Linked DNA regions of Homo sapiens: region 1 is linked to region 2. A link is a contact called in ENCODE Hi-C or POLR2A ChIA-PET data. All regions are on one chromosome and are shown on one strand. The core of a region is the stretch at or near the end of the contact, and the rest is flanking DNA. Distances in the headings are between cores, read along the strand shown.

Region 1 (4,991 bases), core at 134-2,633, 160 kb after region 2:
ACAGTGTAACGCGGCATGCGGAATTCTCTGATGGAGACAGATCCAGGGTGCTCTGGAGACCCAGAGAAGGGGCTCGTCAAGCTAGGTTCGAGGGAGTGGGTTCTCAGAAAAACAGATGTGAAGACAGAATGTGTGCAAGAACATTTTGTTAGGGGAAACACCTGTGAGATAAAATAGCCCAGGAGCGTGGAGAGGCTGAAAGGGCCATCAGACCACATCACAAACGCATGATGGATTTTAGAGCCCCGTCTGCGCTGAGTTAATTATGGTCCCTGATGTTGCTCCCCGATGTCGGAGATCTGAGAAGTGCAATTATAGCCGCCACAGAGGGTGATGCTCTAAGTAGAAATACCTGTGAAATCACTTTGTGTGTGATTAAGCCTCTACAAATAACCGTTGTTTTTATCGTAGACCTCTAGGAACAATTATAATAGTAACATCAGGGGAATGCCTCAGAGTTAGCTAGAAGGCCAGCAGATGGAAATTAACCAATTAAACTACAGATGTTGTTGGTGAAATGGTGTAAAATATGGTAACTTTAATTTTGCTATCAAAAACTCGATCTTGCTGAATTTAGTTCTTGGATTTGGTGACTGGTGAGGTTGTGGAAATGCCTTTTCTTCCAGGTATTTAAGATTGAGAACAATCAAGTAACAAGTGTTAAGTATCCACATGTGCTTCTCAGAGAGTGCCATGAGGAATTAGAACTATAAGGGAAGCGAGTGCTTTTGAGGAATGTATTATGCTCTTGGAGAGATGAGACCAGTGTTTATAAACAACAGAAACATCAACAAACAATACTAGGTAGGTACAGCTTTGTAATCTGAAGAGATTATCCTGTTCAGGACAAAGGAAATAGAATCTTATTCTTGATGAGGAATCAGCCAGAACCCACCCTAAGACTCTGCTATATCACATCTCTATTCAGGGTTAAGTAATTGACCCACTCCAGAAATGACGAAAACAAAATAAAGGTGAGAGTGAAGTCAGTGAGATGAAATGAATGGAAATCTGAAATGAAAATGTTATCATTAGGTGGCTGAGTAGGATCTTCCTTGGGGTTCTGGAAGCAAAGCTCCACCTGTCACTTGAGCTTCTCAAATAAACTTATGTTTCACGCTGAGTTCCTGAGCCACTGATCTGAGCATTACTCACTCTGTCCCTCATGTTTCCCAGGTGAGAGGTAGTTTCTATGCTCTCCCAACCATAGATGCGGCTAATCAACAGGCCCCATCTCCAGCCCCAGCCTCAGATTCCCTTTTTGGGCAGAGGGAGGCTTGGGCTGAGTCATCCCAGGGATAAACGCTGTAGTCACTCTAGGGAGGTGTCCCCGGCTGCCCCTGCTGGAGGGCAAACAAGTGAGTAACCCAGCCAGTGTCACATGGTCCTGGAATGGGGCTGGCTTGTGCCTCTGCCAGGTCCATGGCAATGAAGGAGTTTGCTCACAACACACACACACACCCTGACCCCTCTCTTGAGCGGGAGTGAAAGTCTGTGTGGGGGCGAGAGGTGTTGTAGATTTAACAACTGAACGTGCATAAGGAAAGCTTATGACCCAGTGGACAGGCAATGGATGCTGATCTAAGAGAATTCCTAGAGAAGAAAGTTCCTAGAGGAACGCTGCCTAGGAAACTCCCCCCAACCCACCCCTTCCCACATATTTCCTGGCCCTTGTCAACACACCTCCTGTGGCCGACAGGAGATGCCAGCAGCTTGCTCACCCAGGACAGAGAAGGAGAGACAGACAGAGCAATCCTTAAGATGCAGGATGATGCAAAGGCTAAAAGCCACAGTCAGAATCCAAGTCAGGAACTCAGGTGGCCAAAATTCTTCCCCTTGGGATGAGTCAGAGTGGCTAAAGTTTTGGGGAGCTGCACAGCAGATGTAGCCTCCTGTGTGCAATCTTACCCCAAGGGAATTTTATTTCAGGCCCCTTGTACTAACAATGGTGAGATATGGATATTTGTCGTAGGCTTTAGAATATTCCTTCAACTTGATCTTCCATGTCACTACTTTGAGTCTCAAATATGTATGTGAATCTCCTAAATTCTCATATTCTTTTTATTCCTCCCTCCTTCCCTCTCTTTCACACCCCCTTCTCCCCCTTTTTCTCTCCCCCTCTCTTTCCCTACCCCTTTTCCAAATTGACATCAGTCCCATTCGTTCAGGCACTCCATTTCTTTAGGGTCATCATTTTAGGTGGTCTGCTTGTTCTTTCTCCCTCTGTCTACTCCACCTTCAGTGCACTGCTATTCTTCTTGGTCTGTTTAGGAGCTTGGGTCCAGGATGTGGGGTTGTCTAAGCAACAGCCCATCAGCAGTTGGTAGAAGGTGTGGAGGTTGCCTGTCTCAGTGGTCTGTGTGTAGAAGCATGCAGGTTGCCAGCTCCAATAGTAAGCCATTCTGTTGCCTAATGTTAGCTATAAAGGCTAATGCTCTCCCAATCTTGGGGGTAGGGAGAACACTACCAGTAGCTTCTGAATCTGAGAATGGTGATCAATTCTAATAACTTGTGTATGTGTGAACTTTGACTTTCTGAACTCTCTCCTTTCTTTAGCCAATTTTTTTCAGCATTTTTTGTGTGCAAGACACTCCTATCTATTCTTGTAACAGCCTAGCAACATAGACCAATGCAGGGAATACTCTGCTCATTTTACAGTTGGGCAGACTGAGCTCTAGGCAGTTAATTACCTAGATTCTTGGTAATGGAATATAATTTACAGATTTGATCTTTTGGTCCATCACCACCAGAGACTCTTCTAGAACAGGTAAGATATACAAAAGTTTATATATAACAAGGTGCATATATATATACATATGCATATATATGAAGATATATGTATATATATGTATATAAACTAGCACAGGGAATTCTGGTTTAGGTGCTAGAAAACCTGGGTTTCAAATTCAACTCAGCCCTAACTAATTCTAGGGCCTAACAATCATCTCATTTATGTGAGCATCAGCTTCGCAAAAAATAAAGTGATCAACTTAGATAATTCCCAGAGTGTCTCTAAACTCCATCTTTTCAAAAGTTAAAATTCCTAGAACTAAGAAAGTGGTTTCAGAATGAAGGTTCTGGGCCTCTCCATCTGGCCTGACTGTGGTATGACTTGGAGCACTCTCCTGCATAGCTTCTGGCTGATAGTCCTGGTAAAGTAGCAGGACTATTTTTCCAGGTTGATCTCTCCAGGTAGATACAACAGAAACATCCTGAAGTGTCCTAAATTGAGCATGTCCATGGGTCCCCAAATTTCCCACAAAACCTCTTCCCTGGCCTACAGAAGATCTTCTAGAGTGAAGAGGTCTTTTGGCATTGTGCTTGATGTTTTTACTACCTGGGATGTTGAGTTACTAGTGTTCCATGACTTGATGTTCACCTACCTGAGCAGGTCACTCGTTAGCACTCATTAGAACATTGACACAGATCAATTAATGAAATTGGTGCAACGCCACCTATTTAAGTGAATACTTTTTCAGAGGAAATTGGACTCAAATAGTGGAGTGAAGAGGAAAAAGGCTAGAGGGGGGTGTGTAAAGAGACTCCGGCAAGCTCCGTGGAGTGGGGTGGCTAAAGATAATGTGGGCCAGAAGAAAGGCTTCACTGCACTCATGCTGCCTGCAGGAGTTTGGATTGTGTCCAAGCAGATCAGTTTCAGTAGTGGCTAAAATCTTGGGCCTGGAGGAGATTCTTGGAAATTTCTTAGCTCAGTGCTCTTGTCCTAGACAAGAAGTTGCCTGTGTCATCTAGAAGAGAAAATTATGTTATCTGTCACTTATTGAATGTCTGCTATGTGCCAGATATTATTTCTAAACCTCACAAGTATCCTGAAAAATAGGTATAATGTATTTGTTTTATGTGAGAACCACAGGATCAGGGGGCGATACTTTCCCAAAGCCACTCAGCAGGGGTGAAGGTTTCTCAGACCTTGAAGTTGGTGTCTTTTCTGCTCTGCCAGAAGCCCATGGGTAGCCATATTAGCCTTACAGACTTCCAAGGAATGGTGGTAATGTTTCCCACTGACTCTTCAGACAGCCAGTAATACTGATATCAAGGAAGAAACTCGCACTAGATTGAAAGCTCCTCCTACCCCACACAAGTTATTCCTTTTTTTAAATTACGTCCACAGTAAAGATAAAGCCCAACTGATTAGCATTCTTTCTGTGATTCCACTTCAAAAAGATATTCTTCTAGGTCCTCGTTTTGTGGACATAGACCTTTGGCTTTAATTGATGGTAATTATGTTTCTGGTGCTGTTGTTGAACTGTGGGTTCTTGGGTGAATCTGGACAATGACAGTGAGTGGTCTCTCTTGGTGAAAGTCCAGCCCACCCATGGAGGCTCACCAGCGCCTCTACATTGTCTCCCCAATCTCTTCTGTCTCACATGCTGTTTCGTACATATTTATTATAAGGCTTGCAATACTTTACTTTGTACCATATGTGATGATTTATTTTGTGTCAATTTAAGTGGGCCATGAAGTACTCAGATTAAGCATTGTCTCTTGGTGCGTCTGTGAGGATGTGTCTAGATGAGATTTGTATTTCAATGAAAACATTTAGTAAAGTAGATGGATTTCCCAATGTGGCTGGGCATCGTGCAATTTGTTATGGACTTAAGTAGAACAAAAGGTAGATGGAAGAGGAATTCACCCCTTTTATTCCTGCCTCTGTGTTTGAGCTGGGACATTTCATATCCTCTTCTTTCACCGTGAGACTGTGATTTACATCATTGGCTCTCCTGGTCCTCAGGCCTTCTAAGACTGAATTACATCACCAGCTTTCCTGGGTCTCCAGCTTGCAGATGGCACACTGTGGGACTTCTTAGCCTGCAGAATCATGTAAGCCAATTCCCTACGTGCGTGTGTGTGTGTGTGTGTGTGTGTGTGTGTGTGTGTGTGTCCTCTTGGTTCTGTTCCTCTGGAGAATCCTAATACATATAGTAATTTATCTACTAGACTAATTGCCATTATTAGGTAGAGAATGAGTCTTC
Region 2 (4,767 bases), core at 1,629-4,128:
CTCCTGCCTCAGCCTCCCGAGTAGCTGGGACTACAAGCGGCCACCAACACGCCCGGCTAATTTTTTGTATTTTTAGTAGAGACGGGGTTTCACCATGTTAGTCAGGATGGTCTCGATCTCCTGACCTCGTGATCTGCCCGCCTTGGCCTCCCAAAGTGCTGGGATTACAGGCATGAGCCACCATGCCCGGCCAGGAGAACTATTAATAAAAAGCTCGACAGGCATGAAGCTGTTACAGCAAATGTGTTGATGTTCCTCCTAGGTCTCCACCCATTGAGTGCTGTGACTATTGGCTGTTAATGGCTTATAGTTCTCCCCCTCTTGGGAGAATTTGCCTTTGACCAAATGGAAGCCACCTTTTCTGAGTCATGGCCCTTCCCCTCCCTATTTAACTCCCCAACTTTCTCCCCAGCTGCTTCCTCGCCTTCCCCCACATTGCACTCAGCAGCCAATGACCAACTGACAGGGAGGTAAAAGCCTGGCCTCATTTCTCCAGGACAGACCAGAGCTTGCTGTGGGACGAGTCAGGGGCTAGCCTTGAACAGAGACCACATCCTTATTTTGCTTCTCTCCTTTTTATTCTGCTTTGCCGAGAGCACTCCCCCAGTAAACCACTTCACAAGAATCCCTATTTCAGACAATGCTCCCAGGAAGCCCAACCAAAGACAGCTGGCTCAGACCTCAGCAAGCTTGGGAACAGTTACAGTCTGGTGCTTTCTCCTGGTTTTCTTATAAGGCTTCTCTGCTCCCTGGTGGTCTTTTACCTTCAGACCCTCGGATGCTGTGATGCTTTCTGCTCTAGTGGTCACATATCTTCTCGTTAGCCCCTGGAAACCTCTGCCGACCATCCCAATGCCAGCTCCCCAACGTGGCCTACATCTGGTCCTTGAACACTCTGAGTGCATCATCTTAACAAACTCCAGGGGAGTAAGCTGCCTAACACCATCATCTCCCCCTTAGCAGGCCATCCCTCACGTTGTAAGGGTGAGAGAAGGGCACCAGTCCGCATCACTCCTCTACCTGCAAGGGGACATATCATAGACTCCTGAGTCATCCCCTGAGCCTTCTCCTAAGGGACTTGAGGGGAGGAACAGATGCCCTCCCATGCCACACTCTTTGAGGGTTGTGAGGTATTCATAGTGCAGGCTTCTCCAAAGAGAGGATCATGAAATGTGAAATCATTATTGGGTGGCTTTTTGGATATTTCTGTATCTGATATTTATTAAATCATGATACTTCAATTAAAACTTCCAACTTAGAATCCTGTTACATTGAAATATTTGAAGAGTGCATTAGCGTCCACCAGAAAAGGTATGTTTCCTCTGCATTACTCATTAGTCCCTGGATTATCTTGCTATTTTGCCTCTAGGTTTGAGACGGAGTCTTGCTCTGTCTCCAGGCTGGAGTGCAGTGGTGTGATCTCGGCTTACTGAAACCTCCACCTCCCAGGGTCAAGTGATTCTCCTGCCTCAGCCTCCCGAGTAGCTGGGAGTACAGGTGCCTGCCACCATGCCCAGCTAATTTTTGTATTTTTAGTAGAGATGGGGTTTCACCGTGTTGGCCAGGATGCTCTCTATCTCTTGACCTTGTGATCTGCCCGCCTCAGCCTCCCAAAGTGCTGGGATTACAGGCGTGAGCCACCGGGCCCCATCTCCTCTATAGTTTTTTTGTGGGGCCCATCAGAGACTGAATTCTCCACATGGTCTATGGGTGAAACAAAATCTGGAGGCTACTTCTCTAATTTGAGAGGACACCTGTAGATATGAGAGCCCACAATACTGTTCTTCCCATCTATGGCACCCGGGTTTTCCTCTCTCCCATTGTGTTACACATTTATCTGGTTCGACATGAAGCTCCTGAACCAGACTCTATTTCAAGATGCCAGGGAGCTTGCGGGTATGTGTAGTCCACTGGAAAGAGCCCTAATAATTCTGCCTTCAAGTCCCAGTCTAGCAAAGTCATTGGTCCTTACTTTCCTCAGCTTCAAATGAAGGAGTCATGCCTTGTAACTCCCAAGATCCTCTTCTATTCTGATATTCTGGCTTTCATTATCTTGAATTCCATTGTTAGATTGAATTGACCTGTCAGCTTAGAAACAATGATTGGCACAACATCCATATTCAGAGACAGCCTCAGTCTGACTGTCTGGTCTTTGTCGGCACAACGCGGTAGGCAAATCTCAACCTGTGAGTCTTCTTTTAGAGACCTTAAAACAATCTTGAAAAAAAAATAGCAATGATGTAAGTCCGAGAAGTAGGGCCCCTTTACAAATAGCAACGCTGTGGGTTCATACAAACAGATCTGATGTAGCTCCTATTTTAATTGAATCACCCACTTGGCAACTGAACAACAACAATAAACTGCTTGTTGCTGGCTTATGTCTCTGTCAGAAAAAAACAGTGTTCACTCTCAAAGGCTTCTGGGCCTTTGCTTTATTAAGAAACTTGATAAATATAGTTCAGTAAGTCTGTGGTCCATCTCAGATTTATAGCCAGCTTGCTAATCTAACCAGATAGGATCTCAGGGCAGAAAAACATATGCCTGGTTTTTGTTTTGATGAGACAAAACCCCCAAAATGGGAAGTCCATGTTCTCCTGACTCAGTCTCCCAGGTCTGAGTGCCTGCCCTGCTGTAGCTGGGCTGCCACCCCAGGCCTTCCCCCTCCTGCCCAGCCTGCGGCTGCTTCTGTCCTTCCTGCAGCTGCCCAGACCTTTGCTCATGTGTGCAACCTTTTCAGAGGCCTGTTGACAGGTTTGAAAATAAAGCAGGCGATGTAAAGAACACGCAAGTCATAGATATATGAAAATCAAGCAGTTTGGCTCTACGGAGCGGGATTAGTGAGGATCAGCTGTGCAGCCAGCCTGCTCCTGGGAGGGAGGCCGAGGAGGCTGCCTGAGGCTGGGGCGCTGGGGCACTCTCTGCCTCAGCTGTGCAGCTGCAGCTCTGGGCCATCTCTGTCTATTCTCAGACACTCCTAAGCTGTCCCAGAATGCCAGGGCACATAGGCTGCCAAATTGCCCAGGTGGGTCCAATAGTAGTTGATAATGTGGTGCTTGGGAAGGGACCTTTCCTGTCCCCACACGGTGAGGGGCAGGGCTTCTGCTGGGGCAAGAGACCTGAGACTGGAAGCTGAAGTGGGAAGGGCAGAGAGAAGACCCATTAGGGGCAAACAACCCTCAGGGGACACTGGTAGCTTTGCACAGTGTCAGACTGTACTTGTAGATATTGGGGGAAAGAGTAAAATAACTATGATCTGAGAGTGATACTCAGGAACTCTGATGTAAACGTGAGGTGATGATACTCACACCCTGGAGATGGGGCATCTGCTTCTCTTTCTATTTTCCTACTTTTTTTCTGCTGTTTATTCATATTGTTTTGCAAAATAATTATTCTGCATCCAAAAGTCCATGAGACAGCAACTTCTATTTCTTTATGCAAATACGTCAATACCTCTCTGGGAAAAATAAATAAAATAAAAGGTTCTGAGTATTGGGAACCATGCTCTGAAAAGTATCCCAATGATATGATAGGAACAGCATGAGTACCCTGCAGTGACAGCTGATTCACATGGGGGACTCACAGGCATCTCATTTTAAAAATGAACTGACTCTTCTGTAGACCCTGCAGCCTACCCACAACTTGGTGTCCTCACCTCCATCCCTGTCCCCGTGCTGTTGAGCTTGTTCCCTCCAGGTTCAGGGTGGCTGTCTGGTCCAGTCTGACCAAGCCCCCTTCTAGAATAGGCACTGGAATTTGAGAGATTACAGAAATGAGCTTGGGACCTTTAGACTTTTCACCAGATGGAAAATTTGCAAACATGTTTTTCTCTATAACCAGGTTGAGTGATCACACTGTCATTACTAGACTGCCAACTTCATCAAAATATTAATAATTGTCTTAAAAAGCTGATGAAACCAGAATAGTCTGAAAATAGGGATGGAAGATGATTCTCATGGAAAAGAGAAGGCTGAGTGGTCTGAGTGGTTACAATGTGAGCTCCAGTCTTAGAGAGTCCAGGAACTAGAGAGAGACACGGAATGTACACTGATGGAATCGAGAAAATGTCGCAAGTGAATGCAAAGACTAACCCAGAGAGGTTACTTGAGGACCTGCCTTTTCTCCCATAATATGTGCTATGATTCAGTCAAACTAAGCCACAAGATATTCCTTTAATTATCCTGTGCATTCCTCTCTTTGCTCAAATGTTCCCTTTTCCAGGAATAAAATTCCCACAGTACCATTAACCTCCAACATTTCTTGAGGAATTTCTTTGTGACAATGTACTGAAGGCTTGTGCGTCACATCAACTATCTCATTTAATCCTCGTAACCACGTTATGAAGTAGGTGTTAACATGAGCTCTGTCTTGCAGCTGCAGAAATTATGACGTAAAAGCTTAAGTAACTTGCCCAAGGTTAGGTTGGTAATAAGAGGCAGAGCTGGGGTTCCATCTTAGGCAGCCTATTCCTAGATGGTACATCTTTAACATCTATGTGCACCAGTAGAGAGAATGCTGCTGTTCTAAGGATCCTTGAAGGACCAGCTTGAATTCATGAGACTTTCTTCCCCCAGGATAAAGCGCTCCCTTGTTGGTGTCCCCACAGTCCAGGCTGGTGCTGATGCCGTCCTGCCGTCCTGCATCAGAGCCACTCATGCCCGTGTGCGCACTCTTTGTCGGGGTCTGACACCGTTGCATCGTATATCACCTGTGTTGTCATGGTCAGTGCTCAACAAATGCCCCTACTGATTCAAGTATATGAGCAAGTCA

The links. Hi-C counts contacts between places; a loop is a spot of excess contacts on that map. ChIA-PET counts read pairs that join two places held with the same protein, here RNA polymerase II (POLR2A). Pooled maps may share reads with other maps.
Region 1: a loop to region 2 is called in a map of gastrocnemius medialis, with 2.6 times the contacts of the local background. The contact joins two enhancer-like sites. A Hi-C loop is called at or near these places in 1 of 168 maps with a recorded cell type or tissue (gastrocnemius medialis), 3 of 37 single-sample maps with no recorded cell type and 3 of 50 pooled maps. POLR2A ChIA-PET finds 5 or more read pairs at or near these places in 1 of 52 experiments (AG04449).

The regions. Positions count from the first base shown.
Region 1 is chr1:221,883,648-221,888,638 of GRCh38, reverse strand. All of the region lies in intron 2 of LOC124904517 (a long non-coding RNA gene), which reads right to left. Among named protein-coding and RNA genes, the nearest start is that of LINC01655, 45 kb to the right of the region's middle. Within about 2 kb of position 1,383, at least 7 of the 41 ENCODE cell types and tissues checked have a DNase peak (open chromatin) inside an H3K27ac peak, as active enhancers do.
Region 2 is chr1:222,041,727-222,046,493 of GRCh38, reverse strand. LINC01705 (long intergenic non-protein coding RNA 1705) reads left to right here. Exons shown (of 3, transcript XR_001738485.2): 3 at 4,572-4,767. Among named protein-coding and RNA genes, the nearest start is that of LINC01705, 15 kb to the left of the region's middle. Within about 2 kb of position 2,878, at least 5 of the 41 ENCODE cell types and tissues checked have a DNase peak (open chromatin) inside an H3K27ac peak, as active enhancers do.